Regions from separate parts of the Mus musculus genome. Here regions 1 and 2 are each linked to region 3. Evidence: chromatin loops called from intact Hi-C (ENCODE). Cell type or tissue: left cerebral cortex. All regions are shown on one strand.

What was found. A loop is a pair of places that touch in the nucleus more often than their neighbours do. Peaks named below come from ENCODE experiments on the same cell type or tissue, not always from the same donor. Only the 100,000 strongest peaks of a DNase experiment are listed, where the experiment ranks them.
Region 1: a loop joins it to region 3, with 4 times the contacts of the local background. A loop is called at or near these places in 2 of 42 quality-filtered maps.
Region 2: a loop joins it to region 3, with 3 times the contacts of the local background. A loop is called at or near these places in 4 of 42 quality-filtered maps.

Annotation. Positions count from the first base shown.
Region 1 is chr2:79,879,938-79,887,937 of GRCm38, reverse strand. Pde1a (phosphodiesterase 1A, calmodulin-dependent) reads left to right here. Exons shown (of 16, transcript NM_001159582.1): 8 at 1-97. Among named protein-coding and RNA genes, the nearest start is that of Ppp1r1c, 180 kb to the right of the region's middle. In left cerebral cortex, no CTCF peak of the experiment used is centred here; a DNase peak (open chromatin) is centred at 4,097; H3K27ac peaks cover 829 bases.
Region 2 is chr2:79,861,426-79,869,425 of GRCm38, reverse strand. Pde1a (phosphodiesterase 1A, calmodulin-dependent) reads left to right here. Exons shown (of 16, transcript NM_001159582.1): 12 at 1,115-1,196; 13 at 3,684-3,804; 14 at 4,201-4,388. Among named protein-coding and RNA genes, the nearest start is that of Ppp1r1c, 160 kb to the right of the region's middle. In left cerebral cortex, a CTCF peak has its summit at 3,916 (motif pointing left); a DNase peak (open chromatin) is centred at 3,934.
Region 3 is chr2:80,121,749-80,129,748 of GRCm38, reverse strand. Pde1a (phosphodiesterase 1A, calmodulin-dependent) reads left to right here and starts at 337. Exons shown (of 16, transcript NM_001159582.1): 1 at 337-668; 2 at 905-1,015. The coding sequence starts at 915. In left cerebral cortex, no CTCF peak of the experiment used is centred here; DNase peaks (open chromatin) are centred at 2,960, 4,451, 4,706, 5,973 and 4 more places; H3K4me3 peaks cover 3,668 bases; H3K27ac peaks cover 3,601 bases.

The DNA.
Region 1 (8,000 bases), 240 kb after region 3:
GGCTCACTGAACTGGAAATTTTAGCCATGGTCTTTGCAGCTGCCATTCATGATTATGAGCACACAGGAACAACAAACAACTTCCATATTCAGACGAGGTAAGTGCAATGAAGTCTTAGCATTAACAAGTGAAAACTTAAAACTGTTTTTCTTAAAAGGACCAGGCAAGGAACATAACTATAGTCAAAGTACACAATAAACGTCAACAAAATGAGTGTCCTTCTGAAACCCATTGCCTTGAACAATGGATATATGCCAACTAAAATGATTTTTTACATATTTTGTATTCTTAAGAGAAGTTGTTTAGAACATGTAGATTTTATTAAGAATGGGTTTAACGAATTTTTTTTAGCAATCCTGCTTAAGCTTTAACAACTTAAATCCATCTACTGTTCTTTTTCAAAACCTTACATTTTGCTTGACATAGTAACAACTTAAAGAACATAGACGTCTGTAGGATAAATTTTCTCTGCCAAAGCTTAGCCTAAGTAGTCACGTAAGTTAGATATCTATTCACCGGGGAACATAATATAATAAATTGTCTAAGGCACTGTTTTGAGTCACAATATATGTCATAAAAGGTACACAATTTTATTTCTTAGGAAATCAAGAGATTGAAGAAATCTCATTCCAGGACACTAGGAAGTATTTAATATAATTGAAAAATAAGATGCTTTAATGAAGGCTAAAGTGGCAGTTACTCAAACCAAAGTACTAGAGTAGACATGGATTATAGTAGCCTCTAGGGTTCCTGTAACAAAACACCACCAAGTGGATGGCTTAAACAACACGCAATTCCTTTCTGGCATCTGACAATACTGGCAGTCTGGAGTCTAAGACTAAGGTGACAGAGGAGTGTTCTCTTCTAGGCCCTTCTCCCTGGCTTGCAAACAGCAACCTCCTTGTGTCCCCAAGCTGGTCTTTTCTTTCTGCATAAACCCCCTGGTGCTCCTTCCTCTTCAAATGACGACACAATGCATACAGGATTTGGTTCTACCACTTACATTACCTCATTTAATCTCAATTATACCCTTAATGGATATATATCTCCAAATACAGTCGCACTGAGGATTAGAGATTCAGCATATGAATCTGGTCTGTCTGTAAAAGGAAGGTACCCTAAGTTCTTTTTAGTTAAATGGAGATACCAGTTAGAGGTAGAATTTAGTCTCGAGTAAATCAGGATGCAACTCACTTTCTGTATATAAAATGCTCATATTTTGTGATTGATTAGCCAAGATTGCTTAAGAAGGAAGTAGGTATAAACAAAGTTATTTAAAAGGCAATTTGATGTGAATATTATGGTCATTAAGCAGAAACAACGTTAATAACTTCCCCACTCAGGCCTATGACCTCTGCAGCCATGGGCTTTTAACCAGGTTTACACTACCAAACATGAACTCCCTCTTGTGGTAGTGGGCTACGAATCTAATCAGCAAGTAGTTTATCATCCCTCTAACAGATGTGGCATTACTACTAGTGGGCACTTCCTGCCTGTCTGATTGGTAGTATGCATATAAGATCTACAGCAGAGTAAATCTATTGGTGAGAGTTCTCCTTCAGGAACCCACAGAGCAGCCTCTGGCACTCTTGAGGGATAGCCTTCTAGTGAGGAAGCTTCCAGACAGTTCCACCCTAATTTCTCTAAGTCTGAGACTCAGAGGATGCGATGCCTTCACAAAGAAGCTCTTACCATCTAGTTCTGGCGGGAAACTAACAGCAATGATAATTTGCCTGCATTGTTTTGAGGGTTTGGAGACTCCATGACTATACCTCATAGGAAGATATTCTCTGATTGGATTTTCATTTAACAACTTACAACTTATGGAAGCAGCTTTATCTATCTACCCACAGGAGTACTGCCATCAAATTCTGTTTTATTTTTAATTAGTAAATCAAGTATCAGCCTTTTCATCCATTGCTTTGGCTGGCCCGTCTTCTCTCACTCTTCCCAAGCTCCCTGCCCCCATTCTCACTTAAACCTATCCATTCCGCAATATTTCCCTTTTCACAGTGTTAAAGATGTGTTAAATATTTTTGTTTATTCACTGGTTTTGTTTTTATAAACTATTTCTTAGAGCAATTGTAGATTTATAGGAAACTAATCATGGGGCACAAAGTTTCTGTAAGGTCAACCCAGCTACTCTACAGTTTTGCCCAACGATCAGAACCAATGTGCACAACTTGAATTGGTATAAAGCACTATTTGCAGTTAATATTGATATGTTAATTAAGTCCTTGCTTTTCTTTAGGGCTCAGATTCTGTTTGTAATTTCTATGGGTTTTGATAAATGTCTAAGGAACCTCTCTGTAGTTTGCATGATTTAAGTATCTCCTTTGCTTATTTCTCTCTTCCTTTCATCACTGGGAACTGTGTTCTTCTAAAGATTGGGTTAGTTTTGACTTTTCCAAAGTGCCATGTTGAACTTAGACAATATGTATCCTGGACTGATTTTTTTCCCCCACTCAGCAACATATGTGAAAGGTTCCTCTATGTTTTCTCATGTCTTGGTACCTCATTTTTATTCTTGATATCTAAATAATATTACATAGTATGGTCCCACCACAATTGTTACAGTCACCAATCAGAAGACCATTAGTCAGCTAAATTTGTCACTTATGAGTGGAGCTGCTATTAAATAAATGTGCTAGTTTTACGTGGTTGATTCCTTAGGTTTTTAATAGAAATATTTCAACAACTAGTATTTCAGATATTAGTTTTTGCATTGGTGTTGGGAGGAAAGCCACAGTCTATTACAATATTTATTACACTATTAGGTATTTTAAAACTTAATGGTGACCTAAGATGACTGAAATTCAACTTCTAGGTCATCCTGTTTACATACCACAATATATATATATATTTAAAAACCTAAAATAACTAGGATGAAGTGGCCTATGAAAGTACACAGTCAGTGTACTGCAGTGCTGAGACTGTGGAGTTAAGAAGAGGGTCAGACTCAGTCCAGTGACTACAGATCCCTGCTCCCACAAGAGACACACAAAGGGTGGGTCCAAACTGCTAAAGCTGCAAACGGGATGGTCAGTTGATCAACAGAAAAAGCTCACACTCAGTGAAAATGTGAAGTTGCTCTGTCTAACCCACTCCTCCAGAGTGATAGAGAAATACAGGGAAAGAAGAACTTTGCGATCTGGTTATAAAGCGGGAGTGTTCTTAGCTTATTTTGTAGAGTAAAAAGAACTCCTTTCCTTTTACTGTGTTATGACTCTAAGGAAACACTGTTTATATCAAGATTGTTTATTAAAACCTTTTTGCACCCACAGAATCTATAACAGGGGTTTATATGACAGATGGGTCATTACTGAGCTGGGCTTTGTACAGGCCAATAGTCCCAGGGTTTAGAGACGGAAGTAAGTGACCCATAACCAGTGAGCAATTCTTGCCCTTTCTGAACAGTGTAGACCAAAGTGGTTTTCTCCAGTGCTGTATCAGGAAATCACAAGGTGCCTGCTCTTTCACCAATCACCTACAGTAGGGTGAACAGACCTCACTTCCTTAAGTGTTAGTCTTCGGGGAAGTAAGAAAAGGCATAGGAATTAGGTAAGGGAAAGAAAGATGCCACATGGAGAAGAGAGAAATAAAGAGTGAAGGTGGCAAGAAAAATTGGTATTGTCCTCATTTCTAGTAAGAAATAATAAAAATGACTGTGGTCTTATATTTTACTGAATTTCATATAAATTGTCTCCCAAGATCCATCTTCTTTAATGGATTCACTCTACAGGAGCTTGAAAATTCTATTAAAGGAAACTATTTCAATAACAAAAACATACAACAACAAAACACTTTAAATTCATGGTGCTACCTTCACGTTGCCAAAGGAAATAAGGTCAACATCGCCATGACATTAATTCTATTTTATGGTTTTATAGGGCTTTTGTAAAATAGAGATGAATTTACCATATAAACAAAATAAGCAAGGCTGCATTTGAATTCCCTCAAGATATTATAATGCATGAAATCCTTGAAAGTGTAAATAAATGGAATTAATTTTCCCTTTGTGAACAGCAAATGACAAGCTACACGTTACCATGGATACTACATGTTGCTTAGAGTCTTGTTCTTTTCTTAGCAGTAAAAGACCATCAAACATTGAGAGCATGCTGTATTCTCATCAAGCGTGTTGGATTTATAAGACAAAGCCGTACATATTTTGCTATGCTAAATCTGATTCAAAAACACAGCTTTGCTTGTTTTTTAGAAAGGGAGTGATCCTCATTGCTGCAGAGTGTAATAACCCTGAAAATCCCACTATAGATAGGTCTGCGTTTACATGATACAAATGAGACTGTTGGAAAAATCATAGTTTTTCCTATGACCTTGGCCTTGGCAAACTTCTAGAAATACATGTTATTCAGTTAATATTGATTTGATTATTCCTCAAATATGAATTGCATATGACCTTCCTTTGTGTTGAGCTATAAATTTTAGCTAAGCCAGTTGTTGGGTTGTGAGATTGTTAGAAGATATGTGAGGTTACTTAGACCTGCACACAGTTTCATTTTTATGACAGTGCAGGATGCATAATAGCGAGAGATTATTCGAGCGAATGATAGGCCAATTTGCTTATGCTGTGTTAACAAAACGAAAGGCTTGCTTTATCTGGTAGACTATTAGATAATGTTCTTGAATATACTGCTTGCAGGAGATAGATGTCAGATTTCTTTGATGTCTTCTTTTTAAAATCTTATGTCTATATAAGGCAGGCAATATGGTTTTATAGCACAGATAGCAAATGGTTACTAGAGTGAAGCGAATTAGTACAGCTTTCCATATTTTTATATTGCTTCAGGGACAACATTGGTTCCTTCTTTGTTTTTACTCACCTGCTCACCAGGAAACATTCAGCAGTAGGTGAGTGCTAGGTTGTAACTAGAATTTTATCCATCAAAAAGTCAGAGGCGGTCTACTTTGTGCGACACAATTTCCTACCACAGTCACTTAGTCAGAGTTTCATATGGCTGTGATAAAACACTATGACCAAAAACAACTTGGGAAAGAAAGGGTTTATTTTAGCTTGCAAAGCTCAGGTTACTCTTTCACTGACAGAGGTCAGTCTAGGAGCTTAAGGCAGGAACATGGAGGCAAGAACTAAAGCAGAGGCCCTGGAGGTTTGCTGCTTACTGGCTTGCTCAGGATGCAACTCACACCATCATCCCAGAGAAGGCACGGCCTACAAAGGGAAGGGCCCTCCCACACCAATCATTTATCAAGAAAATGGCCCACAGGTTTGCCCACGGGCCAATGTTATGAAGGTATTGAGAGTCCTTTCCAATTATTCTACTTTATATCAAATTCACTTAAAACCAACCAACACACATAGCAAATGTATCTAGCAAGGAGGAGGAATGCCAGAGGGATTAGGTTCTAGGGACCATATTGTAGTGAAATTGCTATAGGCTTTAATTGCTGTAGGCTGCTGCTTCTTTTCACTGTGCTAACCTGTGTGTCTGGCTCACCACCTGAAGACACTGCACATAGGGGTTCTGCTTCCATTCTGTGCCTAACACTCTACGAGGAGACAATAAAGAAGCCAACACTCCACTTTACAGGACTAAGTGCTTGCCGCTGATCCATACTTAATGCCAGAGTATCAAGTCTATCCAGATAATTTGAAGTAGAGTTTAAATTATATGAAAATATAGGCAGGAGAGAAATAAAAGCCCTTTGATGCATTCAACAGCTTAAGAGTAAAATTTGCTGTAAACTTGTATTGAAAAACAAGTCTCTCTATTTGAATTTACAGTGAGTACATCTGTAACATTCATATTTAATTACAGGATTGTGTGGGAGAAAGTGATTTCCATCATCCTCTTTATCCCCTAGCCAAAGTAATTTGAGGTCAAAGGAATGATGATGTGGTTAAGTACTTGAAAGGGCAAAAAAAAGGCTAATCATCACTGATGGAATAATGATGAGCTAAATATTTTCTCTTGGATATTTAGGCTATCTCACAGATATTAGCATTATAATTGGGAAGGAAAGGGCATATAGATATTTAAAGTATAATTATTAAGGGGAAAATTAGCATCATGATCAAAATTATCTTAAGCATGAAAGCCATCTTTGGCTTGAAATTGAAAAAAACATTTGAAATTCAATGCAAAATCTAAAGAAGAAATGGAGTGATGCCAAGATATGCAGAAAAGTATTTGACAAAATCCAAAATCCTTTCATGGTCAAATTCAATAAGCTAGAAAGAGCGGGCATTGTCCTTAACATGAGAAAGAATATGCCCAAGAGAATGGCACTCATTGGGTGCTGAGAGTGCAGTTAAGAGACCCTGGTCAAAGAACCTAAAAATCTCACCTAGACAAGAAGAGTAAGCTAACAAAAGGGATTATATGACAAAGAGACTGCCATTAATAGCAATGTATTACATTCTGGGAAACGACCAGGAGTAGACATTAAATATCTTACAGAAATAGTAGTATATGACTAATGTATAATATAAATTAGTCTAGCTATTGAGCAATGTATTGTCTCACAAGGTTATGCTGTAGCAAATCTGTGCCGGTTTTTCATTTTAAGATTTGTAAATACATTAGAAACATAAGCATCTACAAGGATATAGGGATATCTTTATATTAAGGAAGAAATAATGTTATCTTTGTTACATGGCTTTGTAGCATATTTGAAAAAAATTACAAACCAAGAACCTTAAAGCAAACCCTACAGCTGAAGTGATACAGTCTGGTTGTAGGATACAAGTTCAATGGGTTGTGGCATCCTGAGTCTACAGCTCTATTATCTACCAGAGTCAAACTGATGGAATTTCTCTTTGAAAATATAATACCATTTACATTAGCATCCTCAAACTGAAATACTTGGTATAAGCATAACAAAATGTGTAGAAAAATCTAGAAGAGGAAAATCATTTAATTTTAGCAGAAGAATCCAGAAGGTTTGAGGACACCAAGAGAACACAGCTCACAAACATCAACTAAGAAAGACTCCCAGGCTCTCCAGAGACTGAAACAGCAGTCTTGGCACTGGCATGTATCTGTGCTAGGTCCTCTGCACATAATTTGTGCTGTTACCCTGGTGTTTTATGGGACTCCTAACAGTGGGAGTAGGGGTATCTTCTGACTCTTCTTGGGACCCTTTTCCTCCCACTGGGTTAGCTTGCCCAGCCTTGATAGGAGTGTTTGTGCCTAGTCTTATTGCATCTTGTTAGGCAATGTTTGTTTTATATCCCTGGGAGGTCTGCTCTTTTCTGAAAGAAAATGGATAGAGGAGTGGATGTTAGGGAGAGGGGAGTGCAACTGGGAAGAGTGGGGAGGGGACAGCAGTGGGAGAGGAAACTTTAGTGGGATGTATGGTAAACAAAAATTTAAAGGAAAACAGAAAAAAAAAGATTCTGGCAGATGAACAAAACCGAAGAAGTAAATCTTGTTCATGGACAGAAATCTTCAATTTGGTCAAAATGTTATTCAACCCAAGCCCCAATCGGACTTTTTAATATACTTGGTTTTTTATTTTTGCTTTGTTTTATGTTGTTATGTTTGTTTGTATTTTGTGTTTTGTTTGCTTGTTTTTATATTTTTAAAAGATTGTATGGAGAAAGAAGAGCTCCAGAATAGATAATACAACATGGGATCAAATTAGAGTACTATTTCCCCTCACTTCAACATTTACAACTGTGAAAATTCCTGGCAAGAAACACACCTTGCACTCAGCCTTCTGCAAGGCTAATTAACTGATTAAACAATCATCAAGGTGGACAGATTAGAATGTTGGCAGTCTAGAGCCAGATTATATCGGGACAATTTAAGCCTTCTTCATAGCCATTTATCGACCTCTTCTGTATGTGGTCTAACAACTTTGTAGCCATTATTAAATCCTGTGGAATGTGCATACTTCCAGCCCTTCTTCACAACCAAAGGGCTGAGAGTATTATCAGCTGGCATTGGAGTCTGAGAGCTGCTTTTTTATGCCCCCCCTTCCTGATGCTTCTATCAATATATTTTCAAAACATCTTG
Region 2 (8,000 bases), 260 kb after region 3:
TGGCTCAGAGCCCCCCTGCTGCTGACCTGGTACCCATGGCCTTTATTCATTCCAAAAAATAAATAACACTTTGAAATATTTATAAGGAAATTGAATAATTAATGTATTTTTAGCATCCAGTGCTTTTAGCAATAGGAATTTTATATTCTAAATTAATTGAAAGGTACATGAAGCAGAAAAACAACATTAACCTCCCCAACTCCATCCACAGGAAGGCCAGATCTGCATGTCACTGTCAAGTGTTTACGTCTTAGATGAAAATGTGCTAACTGCAGTCTTTAAAATGGAGCTTACACAGAGCAGAACATCAACATGCCTTTTTCAACCCTAATTAATCCTTTTCAGTCTTCCAAAGAACCATATAATATAGAAATAGGCCTATTGAGTGGTATCCTGTTAGAGTGTTCTTAGGCTATACATAGCAGATATTTAACAATAACATCAGCCAAATGCAAATATTATAGTGTCAGTCAAGGACAATTGTATTGTAAATACCAAATAAATGTCTGTCTTTAATATTATTCTTCTGATATAGGCTATAGTCTGTCATTTCTATTTTAAACAATGATAGTGCCATTAGTATTTTAATGTAAACTCTTAAGGATATTGTTATTCAGTAATTAACCACTGATGATATTCTTGAACTGTATTCTAGACCTATGATAAAAACATTATTTGTAGTGGGATATTTAATAAATCTTAGTCGATGAGAAGAAAGAGATTTCAAAATACTCATGCATATTTCATTTGAAAGAGCAGTCCAACAAAAAAAATCTTGCTTTTTAAAGCTTTGTGAAGCAAAATCTAAAAAAATGAAGAAAAATCCATAAGCTTGGTGGTCAATTAATCTCCCAATAATGCATTGAAGTGACTATAGGGTCTTCAGAAAACTGAAATGTTTTTCACTTTAGAGTCAGTGGGTTGGGATACTACAAAGATATTTAGAGATGCACTAGCACTAGAAAATTCCTTAGGAGAAAATAGACTTTAATGAAATAACTGTGTAGGTATTACTGCTTTAAAGAAATGTGGTTGTTTTAAGTCACTATATCTAGACTACACATTTTCTTAAGTTCTCCAGCTTGATTCCAGTGATTCACCTTTCTTTCCCCAGGGAGACAAAGAAGCTGAATTAGGGCTTCCATTTTCTCCACTTTGTGATCGGAAGTCAACAATGGTTGCCCAGTCGCAAATAGGTAATTTTGAAGAATGGTGGCCCCGAAAAGTGGGTGGGACTTGTTGGTGTTCAAATGCAGGTACTATGTAGTTCAAAGTCTTCCAGACCAACCTCACTCTACACTCAGGATAAGCTTTGGCTTCAGGCTGATCTAGCTAATGCTGAAGGAAAAATCAATGAAGTATTTTTACAAAATGCATTCAATAAACCACTACTGCTGGCCAAGGTCAGGTGTTTCCAGGTTCTTGTCTTCTTAGCCAAGGAGTTAAATTAAAAGCCCATACAAAATTTTCAGGAATAGCAAGGGAATTAAATTTAAAGGAAAGCAATAGATCTCCCTGACCAGGGACCCATGTTACAGCCCAGAGTCTCTTGATGTCTTCTGAAGGAAGGGGAGGCCAGGTTCTAAGGGATATACTTACAGCAGCTCTATATTCTGATTGCTAGATTAGACCACATGGTCATTCTCCTACCACGTAGCCCACTTCCTAGAATGCTTCTGATGGAATAGAAACTATTCTAGCTTTGACTATTGTTAGGGAAGTGGAATCCTATCATTATCTTTAGAGGGCTATAGATGTAACAGGATGCAGGTGGCAGTCTATGGTTGTTAGATGAACTGTATAAAGAGGGATATGTGTATGCACGGAGCATACAAGGAGCTAGACTGCCAAGAGCAGTACTGACAAGAGGGATGTGTAACACAACCAGCTGAGTCCCAGGTTACTAAACTATTTCCTATGCTTGCCCATCTCTGATAATATTCCGACAGCCAGCCTCCCCCTTACGGAACCATGTGATGTATGAATCTGTATCCCTTCTCCAGACATGGGCTCTGGTGTAGCTATTACAGAGCTTCAGGACAGTAGGAAAGTGGCTGGCTATAACCCTTTCCCCTCCCAGACAACTTCCAAACACTGTTCAGCCAATAAAACAGCATCTGGTGTTTATCACCATTCAGAAAGTGTGGATGTTGTAAACTCAGAATCTCATCAAGCAAGCTGGGCTGATTCGGTGGCTAGTGGCTCTGATACACATTCCTCTTAGTGAAAGAGGTACGGACTCACTGGACAGTCTACCTGCTCTAGTGAGTTAAAAGTCTAGGGGAACAGTTAACTTCACTTTGAATTCAAGTATTAAGATACAAGATTATTGTAGGATTTTTTGTAAATTTTGAGATGTGTCCCAACATATACTTGAGAAGTGTCAAGCATATACGACTTTGGGCAAGCATTCAATGGATAATTTGCATGTATGTCACTTCCAGACCCTTCTTTTCTTGTATTTAGATGTTAGTATCTATTTCCAGTGGGTTCAAGGCAGAAGCTCCTAATAGCTCTTGGGGCCACAAGGTTTTGCAGTCCCAGAGCTTAAAATGGTTATTGTTTTTAATCCCCCTTTCCTCACTACTAAGAAGCAAACACATCCATGGTCAGGGCTCTGCTCTTTGCCTGTCACTCTCCATCTTGATGAGCACTTTAAATCTAAGTCAGCACTCAATGCTGACATCTCAAAGTGGTGGGATTAGTGCTGTCGCCTGGAGATTGTAGTGTCCTCTCTGCTGGCTCGGCAGCATATGCCCACACTTTGTGAACGAATGCTTTACATCCAGAGAATAATAAACAGCAATTTGAAATAAGGATGTGCTGATAAATCACTCTGATGCAGTCAGGAAAAAAAATAGGATAAAATAAAAGTGGCTGTCCTTCTGTGGCCTGAGGGTTGGGGACTTTTAATTATCTGGTCTTCTTAGAGTTTAGATAGAATTTATTTTTTTCTGGTGTGCATAACATTCAACAACCAAAAACCAAACGAAGACCATTCATAAGAGTAATGTCCTCTCACTGAGAAGAAAAGACATTCTTTTTTTTTCCTTTTTCCAATTTTTTATTAGGTATTTTCTTCATTTACATTTAAAATGCTATCCCGAAAGTTCCCTATACCCCCCCCCCCCACTCCCCTACTCACTCACTCCCACTTCTTGGCCCTTGCGTTCCCCTGTACTGGGGCATATAATGTTTGCAAGACCAAGGGGCCTCTCTTTCCAATGATGGCCAACTAGGCCATCTTCTGCTACATATGCAACTAGAGACACGAGCTCTGGGGGTACTGGTTAGTTCATATTGATGTTCCACCTATAGGGTTGCAGACCCCTTCAGCTCTTGGGTGCTTTCTCTAGCTCCTCCATTGGGGGCCCTAAGAAAAGACATTCTTGATCATTAGAACTGGCTCAAGAGCTAGGACAGCATAAGGCGTAAAATGTCAGATAGGAAAGATCACATCCTTGGGCTAAGGAAGTCTAGTTTATCAGCTCTCACTACTGAATGCATTATTACCCAAAGTAGCTGCCTCTGAAGGTTGTTACTGTCCACAGCTTAGCCAGTTCTCTAGTGAGCACTTGTTTTTCTGCATGTGTACCAGAAAGTCCTCACTGTGGCTTACCGTGTGGTTTAGGAAACTGTGATTCTTGATTGGATCTCCCATTCTGTGTGCTTTGCTTTTTTAGGTTTCATTGATTTCATAGTGGAGCCAACGTTTTCTCTCCTGACGGACTCAACAGAGAAAATTGTCATTCCTCTTATAGAGGAAGCTTCAAAGTCACAGTCTTCAAACTACGGGGCAAGCAGGTATAATAGGTCTTCGTTTGCATATATTAAAGGTTTTACCCAGTAATTATTCTTTTCCTCAAAGGTAGGCCTGCAGTTCTTGCAGTAATTATTAGGTAGTACTGCCATCTAGTGTCTATATACTGTAGTGCACTCCCTTTGCAACTGATCATGGTCCACAAATGGTGTATGGATGGGAGGGGAGGTGGGAGGAAGGAACTGGGAGGAGTGAGTAGAAGCCACATCATAGTCAGAATACACTCCATGTGGGAAAGAGGACGGGGGTTGTGTTAAGCACCTGCCACGTGTTACATCTGGGCCCATGTGACTGTTGTTTAATGGGTCTATAAACCTGTCTCGTATGGTCTCTTGACCTAGTTGTCTTTTTTTTTTTTTTTTTTTCGTTGTCAATGGTAGCTCGTCCACCATGATTGGGTTCCATGTTGCTGACTCTCTGAGGCGGTCAAATACAAAAGGCTCCGTGTGTGATGGGAGCTATGCCCCAGACTACTCGCTCTCAGCTGTGGATCTGAAGAGTTTCAAAAACAACCTGGTGGACATCATTCAGCAGAACAAAGAGAGGTGGAAAGAGTTGGCTGCCCAAGGTACAGTTGTTGATGATGCTACCATTAAGGAGTCGCTAATTCCTTAATAATTTGTGCTTTCTTCCACTTGATGTGCTTCTTTTATAAAACACACAAACTCTTGCTGGTTTCTGAAATTGATCATTCATGAGACAGTTGGTCCCATTGCTAGCTAAGAAAGGATACTCCTGCTTATGTCACTTGAGCTGCAGATGTGTGTGCTGATGGATGGTGGCCATGCAGATGTGAAATAAGGGATAGTAACATGATGACAAACTCTGTAAGAACCCCTGTGCTTTGTCACTGGTACTTGCAAGCCTGTGCCAGCACCAAGCAAAGCCACTAGCTCTTGCTGTATCTATCTGAGTGTCTAGCATTTTAGTCAAAAGTAAAAGTTTGGGGCTGGAAAGATGGCTTTGTAGTTAAGAGTACTTGCTGCTCTTGCTGAGGCCCCAGATTTTGTTCCAAGCACCCATGATAAGCACCAGCCCCAGGATCTCTCTTGGTCCCTGTAGACAACTGCAGATACATTTACACACACACACACACACACACACACACACACACACACACACGCGCGCGCGCGCGCGCGCGTAATTGCAGTGGATAATTTTAAATGAATAAAAGCATTATGAACTATTGGGTATCCAGAGTAGAAACCACTGTGTGCATTGGCTGTTAAAGGTACTGTGGTTTCATAATGAGAGGAAACTGAGTAGACCTGCTTCAGTCTTCAGGAAGGTCAGTGATGCTAAACATGAGCAGGAGTGTAGTTGAAATAGGGATGTGCAGAAAGCCTTCACAAAGAAAGTGATGGTGTAGATAAATAGAAGAGGATAGGGGAAAGAGGGCTAGGGAGCAGCCTGCCATGGAAGATCAGACCTTTTCCAACAGATGCATGGAATAGCCATGTACAAACTAGGAGTTTTAGCTTGCCTCCCACACAAGAAACAGGGAAGCCTGTGAAAAAGGGGAGAAAGGGGGCAGGTTGGAACTCTGCAGGCATAGTGTAGGGGAATGTAGTTCCAGATGTAGATGACCAGGCCATTTATTTGGTCCCCCAAAAGGAAAGCCAAATGTAGGGTTATCTCTCAGACGACATGTAAGTGATTTCAACTAACATCTAACAATGATTTCTCTGACTACATAGCAGAAAATGTTATTTCGTTTGGGTTGCAAAAATGTCACCCAGGTTCAGAAATGAGGCAGTTTTATGCCATCTAGGAGAAAGATGAAAGTGTAGACTAAACTCCAAACTGTGAAACAAAAGAGAGAGACCTGCACCAGTATGTGTGCAACAGCATGAGCAAGAAGTTAGACTTTAGATGTCTGAAAGGAGACTTTCTATGCATATGATGCTGGTTTCAATATGCTTAGTCTAGGGAGTGGCACTATTAGGAAGTATGGACTTGTTGGAGTGGGTGTGGTCTTGCTGGAGTAAGTGTGTCACTGTGGGAGTGGGTTTTGAAAGAGCTTCTTCCTAGCTGACTGTGGATGCCAGTCTCTCTCCTGGCTGCAGTCAGATCAAGATGTAGAACTCTCAGTTTCTCCTGCACCATATCTGCCTGGATTCTGGATACTCCCTGCCTTGATGATAATGGACTGATCCTCTGAACCTGCAAGCCAGCCCCAGTTAAATGTTGTCCTTTATACAAGTTGCCTTGGTCATGGTGTCTCATCACAGTAATGGAAACCCTAATTAAGACACATATTTATAAAATGCATAGGTGCTAAAGATGATCGTGATACGGAGTATACAATACATACATGTGTATGCATATGACTTTAAACATTGTAAACTCTACATCCCTCCTTGTATCAAATCCTGTCTGTTCTCCTTCCAACACATCCTAAATCTGACCTCTTCATGCTTATTCTCTTGTATGCATGGAATCTATATGTACGTATATAACATACACACATAATTGTATGTTGGGTTTTCTACTGCTATGATTAAACACTGTGATTGAGACAACTTATAAAAGAAGGCTTTGATTTGGTTTATAGTTTCAGAGGTTAGAGTTCACAAAGGAACAGTTGAAAGCTCACATCTTGATCTATAACCATAAACAGAGAGAGGGCAGTGGGAATTGTGTGGGCTTTTGAGACTTCAAATCTCACTCCAGGGAGACATCTCTTCTGACAAGCCTACACCTCCTAGTCCTTTCTAAACAGGTTCACCAACATGGGACCAAGAATATGAGATGTTCTCACTTATATGAATATGTCTCACAATAACAAATGAAAATAGGAAACATGAAAACAGAAAGATGTCTGCTCGATAGTCAGTAACTGTCAGTTTATATGGCCATGCTAATCTGCTATGGACTACCAAACAACCTTCAGTCCCTGAAGTGAGAGTGTGTTTCTTATCTGAGATGGGATGCAAACATGAAGGTGATACAGTGTCTACTGAAGCTATATGAGAATCCCAAGGTGTCACCACCATCTCAGCACTCCTCACACCCGAGCTCATCTTCAGATGTGCAGAGCATCGTGCTAATCATTGTCAGGGGAAAGGTGTAAATCCTTTGTCCCACTGTGTGAAGAAAGCTCACTGTAATAAAGTGAGTTTGTAGTTAAAATGCTCCCTAAAAGAGCACTTTCACTCAGGAGAGCCTTCTCCAAGGGAGCTGAATATAACTGTCTAGAATTGGTGTATGTAGATTTTGTTTGATACCAGGCTTTTAAAAATACAAATGCTTTCTAATATTCTAGAATGTCCAGTTTGGGTTAGATTTATTCATCTAGACTGAAGAATATGTCCTTACCATCAATCTGTTATTTCTTAGGCCTCTATCTTTTCTCCACTATTCAGTAGTTAACAGGTTTCAGGAAGATATGTTACAATTCTTGCAGTGAGGTGGGCATTTGAAAACAGCAAGAAGAGTATGTATGAATTTTGTATCCCACTACCTTGCTAGATATTTTGTCAGAGGTAGGAGAAGCGTTTATGACCCTTAATGGGTAAAAGTCCTATCGATTTCTTCCTGTCCTAATTGTATCGCCTTTATCTCCTTCTCATGTCTAATAGGTCTAGCTGAGATTGTATTTTATTTTTCAAGACAGGGTTTCTCTGTATAGCCCTGGCTGTCCTGGAACTCACTTTGTAGACCAGGCTGGCCTCGAACTCAGAAATCTGCCTGCTTCTGCCCCCTGAGTGCTGGGATTAAAGGTGTGCGCCACCACGTCAGGCTTGAGATTGTATTTAACTGGAGTGGAAATTATTGTCTTATTTCTGATTTTACCAGAAACATTTCAATGTTTTTCATCATTGAACATAGTGTTGGCTGGAGGCTCACAGTATGTTGCCTTTTGGGGGGACTGTGATATATTCTCTGTATCTGGAGGTCATCCAGGACTTTTATCATGAAGGTTAGAGGATTTACTCTAAGACCTTTTCTGTATATAATGTGAGGATCGTGTGGTTTCTGTCTTTGAGTCTGATAATGTGGTAGATTGTATTTACTGATTTATACTCGTTGAAATATCCCTGCCTCACTGAGATGAAGCCAATTTGATTGTGATAGATGGTATTTTTGATGTGTTCTTGAATTTGGTTTAATTGTATTTTGTTGAGTTTTAGCATCCATATTCATCAGGGATATTGATCTATAGTTTTATTTTTATGTG
Region 3 (8,000 bases):
ACACACACACACACACACACACACACACCCTTTGCCTTCAACACTCACACACATGCATTCACACCCATTTCATTTTATTTATTTTTTAATCCTCAAAGGATTCACAGAGCGGGCTGAACGCAGCTGCTGTGTTTTCCCTGGTTAAATTGGCAGTTACCCACTGTGTAGAGTTGCTAGGAGAAGATGAATAAGCACGATTCCAGCATCACTTGATGGACATACTCTCTCAATAACAACCTGTGGAGCTCTGGGGTCTGTCTCCTGTACGGCTCTATGTGTGACTCTTCTCCGTGTTTGTCATTAATATTGGCTGCATTTATTCAGGAAGTGTGCTGTATTTTTAAGTGCCGCTTCCAGATCAATTAAGAGACAAAAGCCTTGGTATTTAAACAGGCACTTTCTTCCCAGGGTGGTGCTGCTGGTACTGCTTCCTACCATCTGGTTTCTTATTACATCCTGCCCTGCTTCAGCTGCTAGAGAGGAATTCAGCTTCTTGTAGAGCGCGAAAGTCATTCACGTTTCTTTCGTGCATAATTGAGCTCGTAAACTGTAGAAATTCTGATGTGCTTCTGTGCACGGAACAGTTGCAGATGAGCTGCTTGGCAAATAGCCTGAGCAGTCGGTCAGTAGTACAGTAGCAGCTCACATGTGTGGATTGCTCCCGTGAGGTCAGAGCATCTGTTTATACTCTGTCTGCTTGGGTTGGTGGTGGTGGGGGCGTTGGTGATGTGAGCAGAGTATATGCCTGTCAAAGACGGCAGTTCTGGCAGAGCCTTCCTTCGGCTTTGCGTCCCTGAACTGTTTGGATGGCTAAGAGATGCTACTGTGTAACGCTTGAGATTTGTAACGGACTGAGGAATGCTTGTCCTAGCCGCTGAAACTGACTGCACCTGTGTTGTCCTAGGAACATCATCATGGGGTCTACTGATACGGACATCGAAGAATTGGAAAACGCCACTTACAAGTATCTCATTGGAGAACAGACCGAGAAGATGTGGCAGCGCCTGAAGGGAATGTGAGTAAGCTCTCCTGGTCTTATGTTATATTTTCCCCTCCATAAATAGCTGACCGTTAACACAAATAATTGTGGGTGTTATTTGACTTTGAGGTTTAGTGTTTCCTTTGCAGAAATTTTCTCTTGAAAACTAAAATATACCCATTTCAGCTAGCAACTTGTTGAAAGCAGTTTCTGGACCTGCATGTTTTGTATGGAGTAAGGTAAGGCTCTGTGAAATCACTTTTTGTTTACAGTCCAGGGCTTCTGCTCCCTGCTGTGTGTGTTGTTTAGATGTGTGCTTTAGATAAGCACAGGAGGGACTAGGAAATCAGCTTGCTTGGTCCTCACTGAAATAATTTCTCTCAGGTAAGTGGAGAGAGAAAAATAAGATGGAGATTTCTTTCTTTGAAAAAAAAACAAAGATGGGATTTGTAGAATCATAAATTGCATATTTATTCTGTGCTTATTCTACGATGGATAAACTAATATTTTAGTAAGAAAATTATTTGTGTGGCAAAACAACATGAAAAGCATATCAAACATATTAGAGCTTTGGTTTAAATTAGTGAGGAATTAAATTTCCATTCCTCACTAACTAGTAAAGTGCGAATTGCTTCCAGTGTACTGACCGGGTTCTTAACAATACAGAACAGGATGTACAGTGACTCGAAGCACGACTTGTAATTACCTGAATCCACTTTGGTTCTAGTGTTAGCACCTTGCTCATCACCCCCACCCCACCCCACCCCCACCCCCACCACCGTCAGTGTGTGTGAGAGTTCTGGCCAGTGCTTCACCACAGCACTGTTTATATGCTCCGTTTTAATCATAGCACCAGTTGTAAAAGCCGATGTAACATTTGGATAGAAATATGAATATTTGTAGGTCATTGGAATTTCTAAGTGTATTTTCATATCTCAGAATTAAGTGGGGCATTAGCTTTACAAAGATAACTGGAGGACCACAGTGCCCCGTAGATGGATTCCCATCTTTAATGCTGTCGCATGTTTACACAGTGTTTCATGAAAGGTAGTATATGGGCAAGCTTATGTCATCGCTTTTATAAAGGACAACTACATCAAACTTTGTTTAGAAGTCCAAATCCTCTCTACTCTTCTCCATCTGGACATAGAGTGCTCTCAGTGTATACATATTTTCCATTACATGAAGCAATCCATGGTATTGTGGTGCCTCGCATGAAAGCACCCCAATAATGCAAACAGCAGAGAATAACTTTTAAAAAGGAAGCCATTTTTATAGCCATTGAACGAACGAGAGATATCTGTTTCAAAGAGCCATTGGAGATTTAGAAGGCAGATTCTCTAGAGAAACAAATAATCCTGTCGAAACAAATAGTGGTTCACACAATTAATTAGCATAGATGCAAATTAAGCATCAGCAATTACCAGATGATTTGTGCTCTAACCTAGTGGATGAACATCTGTACTGGGCTGCTATAACTGAGATCACAACCCATTTAGATTCTTCCTTTACAGGACAGGATGTTTTGTTTGCTCTTGGTATATTGTTTTTCCTTAGTTACTCCGAGGCAAAAAGATACCCCGTAGTGACGTTAGAAATATGTCTTCAAACAACTAGAAAATTGATTCCGTGTTTACTCAACATTTTTGAGAAAAGTTCTCTAACTTTTCACCTTGTCGTTTGATGGCCGTTTCTAAGAGGGGTGATGAGGTCTCTCAGCAGCAGAGCTTCTGAGTTGACAGTGGATTACATCTCTGTGTGCACACGCTGTGTTCTTTTGGACCGATTGCTACACAGAATCACTTAATGATCTCCAGCCAGTTTAGTGTTTTAAAGCCATTCTTACTGACTGAAGTGACTCAGAGCTTTTGTATTCAAGCAGGAAGAAATTTGCATTTCGGTTCATTCCTTTTCCTTGCACTTTGACTTAAGACATTCTCAGAGTTCCTGGCTGAGGCTTGTCAAAGCAAGAAAGAAGCTCCAAGCTTAAAATCTGCATGACTAATGACAAGCAAATTGTTTAATTATGGTCTTTTGTGTAGTCTGCTTCCAATGCAGTGATGTGCGGGACTCCCCATCCCCTTGATGAAAATGCCTCACCTCTTTAAAACGCAATACTGACTCAAGCCGAATTCTCTCATCAGTGTTGCTCCTGGCTTCTACTTTTAAGTGTCTGCAGTGAAAATCCTGGCACTCATGAATGCTATTAAACAGTTCTGTAATGATTTCTTATTTTGATAAAATAGACTCAGTGCTCACTATTGGATATTTATTTGGAAAGGATTTTATTTGATTTTCTTTTATGATATCCAACTTTATAAACTTATTGCTGTTTTTCAGCAGGCTATACATTTTTAATTTGGCATACAATATGTACATTTTAAGGTTAAATTCAAGTGGAGATGAAAATAAATGAAATATTTATTCATGAAACATGGAAACACAAGCCACTACAGAAGATACTTGGATAGTCTTTCATAGGTATTTTTATATAGTATATTTTAGACAATTTTTAAAAAGTATTGTTTTGCCTTTTACCCCAGCTTACTTTAAAACTTATAATTTTCCTGCTCCATTCTCTCCAATGTTTGGATTGCAAGCATGCACTACCACAACTGGTTTGTATACTCAAAGAGCTTGCTGACAGGAGCCTGATACAGCTATCTCCTGAGAGGCTCTGCCAGTGCCTGAAAAATACAGAAGTGGATGCTCACAGTCCTCCATTGGACGGAGCATAGGGTCCTCCAGAAAGGAGCTAGAGAAAGTACCCAAGGAGCTGAAGAGGCTTGCAGCCCCATAAAAGGAACAACAGTATGAACTAACCAGTACCTGTAGAGCTCCCTGGGACTAAACCACCAGCCAAAGAAAACACATGGTGGGACTCATGGCTCTAGCTATATATGTAGCAGAGGATGGCCTAGTTGGTCATCAATGGGAGAAGAGGCCCTTAGTCCTGTGAAGGTTCTATGCCCTAGTGTAGGGGAATGCCAGGGCCAGGAAGCGGGAGTGGATGAATTGGTGAGCAGGAGGAGGGGGGAGGGGATAGGAGGTTTTCGGAGGGGAAACTAGGAAAAGGGATAGCATTTGAAATGTAAATAAAGAAAATATCTAATTAAAAAAAAGAAATAATGACAAATTTTGTAAAACATGTGGAAACATTGCTATTCTAAATTAAGCATCAATTTCTCTAGAGTACTTGGTTCATTTGTTTAATGAACCTTTTTAGTGTGCACATGTTTCAAGTGTGTGGATGCATCTACGGGTGTGCGCATATGTGTGTGCATGTATGTGTGTGTGCGCATATGGAGACCGGAGGTCGGAGTTTCTTCCTCGTTCACTTTTCAGCTTAGTTTCTGAGGCAAGATCTCACTGATCTCGGAGCTGACCAGTTTAGCTAGACTGGCTGGCAAGCGAACACCTGAATCCACCCATCTGTGCCTCTGCAGTTCCAGGATCACGAGCTGGCAGCCTTGGAGCTGGTTTCCCCATCGGTGTTGGGGATATCCAAATGTGGGTTCTTGTGCTTATATGGCAAGCACATTGCCAATGGAGCCATCTCCCAACTTCATCTATTAACCCCTTGGGGTCTGTTTTACTCAATGTTTGGGATACCGTATACGCTCATGTAACTCCTTATCTCTTGTTCCTTTTGGAGAGCAAAGGTAAAATAGTCTTGTCTCCATTCTCATGAAGACCTCCAAGCCTCACGCTGCCGATTTTTAGGTCAACGTTTTTCTCACCACTTTCATTTTATTTGCTGCCACTCAGAACAACAATTTAGCATCCTGACATGACTCCTCATCTTTGATGGTGGAAACACGAGCAGTAGCGGTGACATCAGACCCTGGGTAAAGCTGTAATTTGAAATCATCATACACTCGTTCTTAAGTTGTAAATAGTTCAGGGCTTAGGAAAGCCTTCCTTCCCATTTCTCATACCATTCCAGCAGCAAATTCAATCCCCTGCTCAGAAGTTCCTTGTGACTCTATAGCCTCAGCAGAATCTCACATATGAAGGATAGCTACCCACCTGTAGGCTTTGCAGTGACAGAGAATTTATGCATTCTGTGTGATAAGTTGATTTGAATGTTTTATATTGTTTTCAGTTGGTGGCACTGATTTTTTTTTTTTTTTTGAAATAATGCTTTTTGGTTTTTTTTGGATACCAAAGCTTCCTTCTCCCACACTGGTATCCACAGCTGTGACGTACAGGTAGCAAGGTAGGTGCTGCTGGTCCTTGGCCGTAACTCTTTCTAAGGATTCGGTCCATGAAATGGTTATTCAAAGTCTGGTTAGTTCTTGTCCTATGCTCATATGACTAAATATGAGCTAAAAGCATTTCTAGAAACTTGATTGTGTACAGTTTTCAGGGAAAATCACATTAAGTTGTCAAAGAAACTTACCCAATGTATTGTTTCACTTGGTCATTCAACAGAAGCGAAGACAACCTTAACTCCTCCAAACCGTAAGCTATCTAGACATTATTGCTTGCTCCTTCAGGTCATATGAGCATAGGACAAAAACTAACCAGACTTTGAATAACCATTTCGTGTCGCACTGCTGATTTTCTCTGTATCTCCACACGTCTCTCCTATCTTTACAAATGTTTAGATGTTCAGAGGTTCCCACCTCTGATCGTGAATGTGATGGAACCGGAGAACTTCAAGTTAAGCTTCTTCTACTCTCTCACCTTAATGATAAACATTAATTATCAGCAGTAAAGGGTGATTTGTAGGGACGTAGACAGTGAATGAGGGTGGAAAGACTTGCTTACTCTTTAATTCTAATCAACTCATTTGCTAAAGGAGGCAGCCTGATGCACAGTTACCACAGGAAGTTGCCCGGCCCCATTTCTAAGATGTAACTGCTGTGCATATTTAAACGAGGCAAAGCTTGTAACTGGCAAGAAGTATGGACACTGCATTCCCGAGCTGGGATTATACCTTAAGATAAAGCAGCTTCACGAACAAGAAAGAAAAAGGATGCTGTAAATTTCCCACTTCCCACCCTTTACAGCTGCTCCCGTTTGCGTTTCAAGGCTTAGTGTCACCCACAGCATCTCCGTGCCCCTGTTCCGTGTCAGGAGTCCCTGTTCAGGCCTCTGTTTTCTGACTCCCTCCTAACCAGATCTGAGGTTGGCTCTAAGAAAGGCTGCATACTGCCTTTGTTCATTTGAATAAACATCCTTCTTCAGTCAGCTAAGGACTGAGCTTACTCTCGTAACTCTTGCTCCCATGGCTGTCTATATAGGGGCAGTTTCCATGTCGTCAGCTTGCAGTACTTCTGTCTTGGGTACACAGCTGAGACCAGGAAGAGTCTCCTGTAGAGCTCAGGCTATGCCTCCATCAGGAGGAACTGTTCTACTTCCGTGCCAATAGAGACCTTGTTAAGAAATGCCCAGCATCTCTGCTGGGATTTTCCTTACACAGAAAATTCTTCCCGGCTTTCCACTTTAGGCTGGTTTTAGTTCATAAAATAGCTGGAACCTTATTTCCATTCCAAAATCTACCTTCTCTTATGAACTGTTGCTTCTGAGTTCAGCTACCAAGTTCACCTTCCCTGTTTTATTCCTGGATTCCCACCCCTCAGCACAGTATCTAAGTAGAGAAATACAAGATAATCCGTATTTCTGAATGCAAAGTTGCAGGATTGGAGACAGATGCAGAGCTAGAACAGGCACTGAGAAGATGGAAGAAAGCAAAGTCTTATGTACTAGTTGCTAGAACTGTGAAGATATAAGATGTGTGCTGTCTTATGTGTCCATATAAATGACTCTAAGATGTAAGTCTGCACAGTTACTTATTCACGCATCTTGTGAAGCATGAATTTGGACATAGAACCATGTTCTTCTAAAACAAGCAGACATTCTCAGAAGAGTGATCCAGAAACATCACCAGAACAGAAAGGAGATTGTGAAAGAGTCCCCAGATCTAACGTAGATGGACTAGGGTCTCCCTCAGGGTCACACACTTCCTAATCTCTAGCATTTGTGAATGTTGCCCTACCTAGAAAACAGGATTGAAGCAGCACACTGGGTTAAGGTTTCCAAATAATCGATTCTCAAATATATCTCTTATCCTGGATTACCCAGACCACCTAGGTCACCCCACGTGGTCACAGAACCTCTTGCCAATTGAATCCAGGCAGACAAAGAGGAGGTCAGCATACAGTGGTGTGAAAAGGGATAGCTTGTAGATTCCAGCCCTGAGATTGGGCAAATCAGGCCATGCAACCAAAGAATATGGGGATCGCAAGAAAGAAGACTATGAAGTCTTCCAGGGTCTTCAGGGAGAACGTGGCCCAGCTGACGCCTTTATATTAGCTCAGAAAAAAAAGACATCAAATTTATGACATTACAAATAGAAGACAACTCAACCTATGTATATTTTAAGGATACTGGGTTTTGTGATAAATTTATTATGGTGGCAGCAAGAAACTACAATATGTTTCCTGTACTAGAATAGCACTGTTTAATAATACGACCATTCTTCTCCTTTCCTTCACTTTCTCTGCACAGTTGATCCCTAGAGATATAAACAATGGTTTATAATATGTTGGAGCTGGGCAGTCTTGATATCATATCACTAGATGTCCCCAGTAGCTATATATTGTCTGACTTCCATGCCCAAACCATCAATTTTCTGTAACACTCTATGTGAGAGTATACAGTGAATTAAATTTCAAGTTTTAGAGGAGAATATCTCTTGAGGATTGTTAAGAAATCTGTTCTTGTTCTTACATTGTTAAGCATGAAGTAATCAAGTGAATCGTCAAAAAAATTTGTATTTTAGCCATGAGACTAACTTTGTTTGGAAAAAAAATCACTTACTTGTATTTTTACTTTAGAGTTTATATTTAAACTTTATATGCCCCAGTACAGGGGAACACCAGGGCCAAGAAGTGGGAGTGGGTGGGTAGGGGAGCAGGGCAGGGGGAGGGTACAGGGAACTTTCAGGATAGCATTGGAAATGTAAATAAAGAAAATATGTGATAAAAAAAGAAAAAAATCTTATAAATCTCAA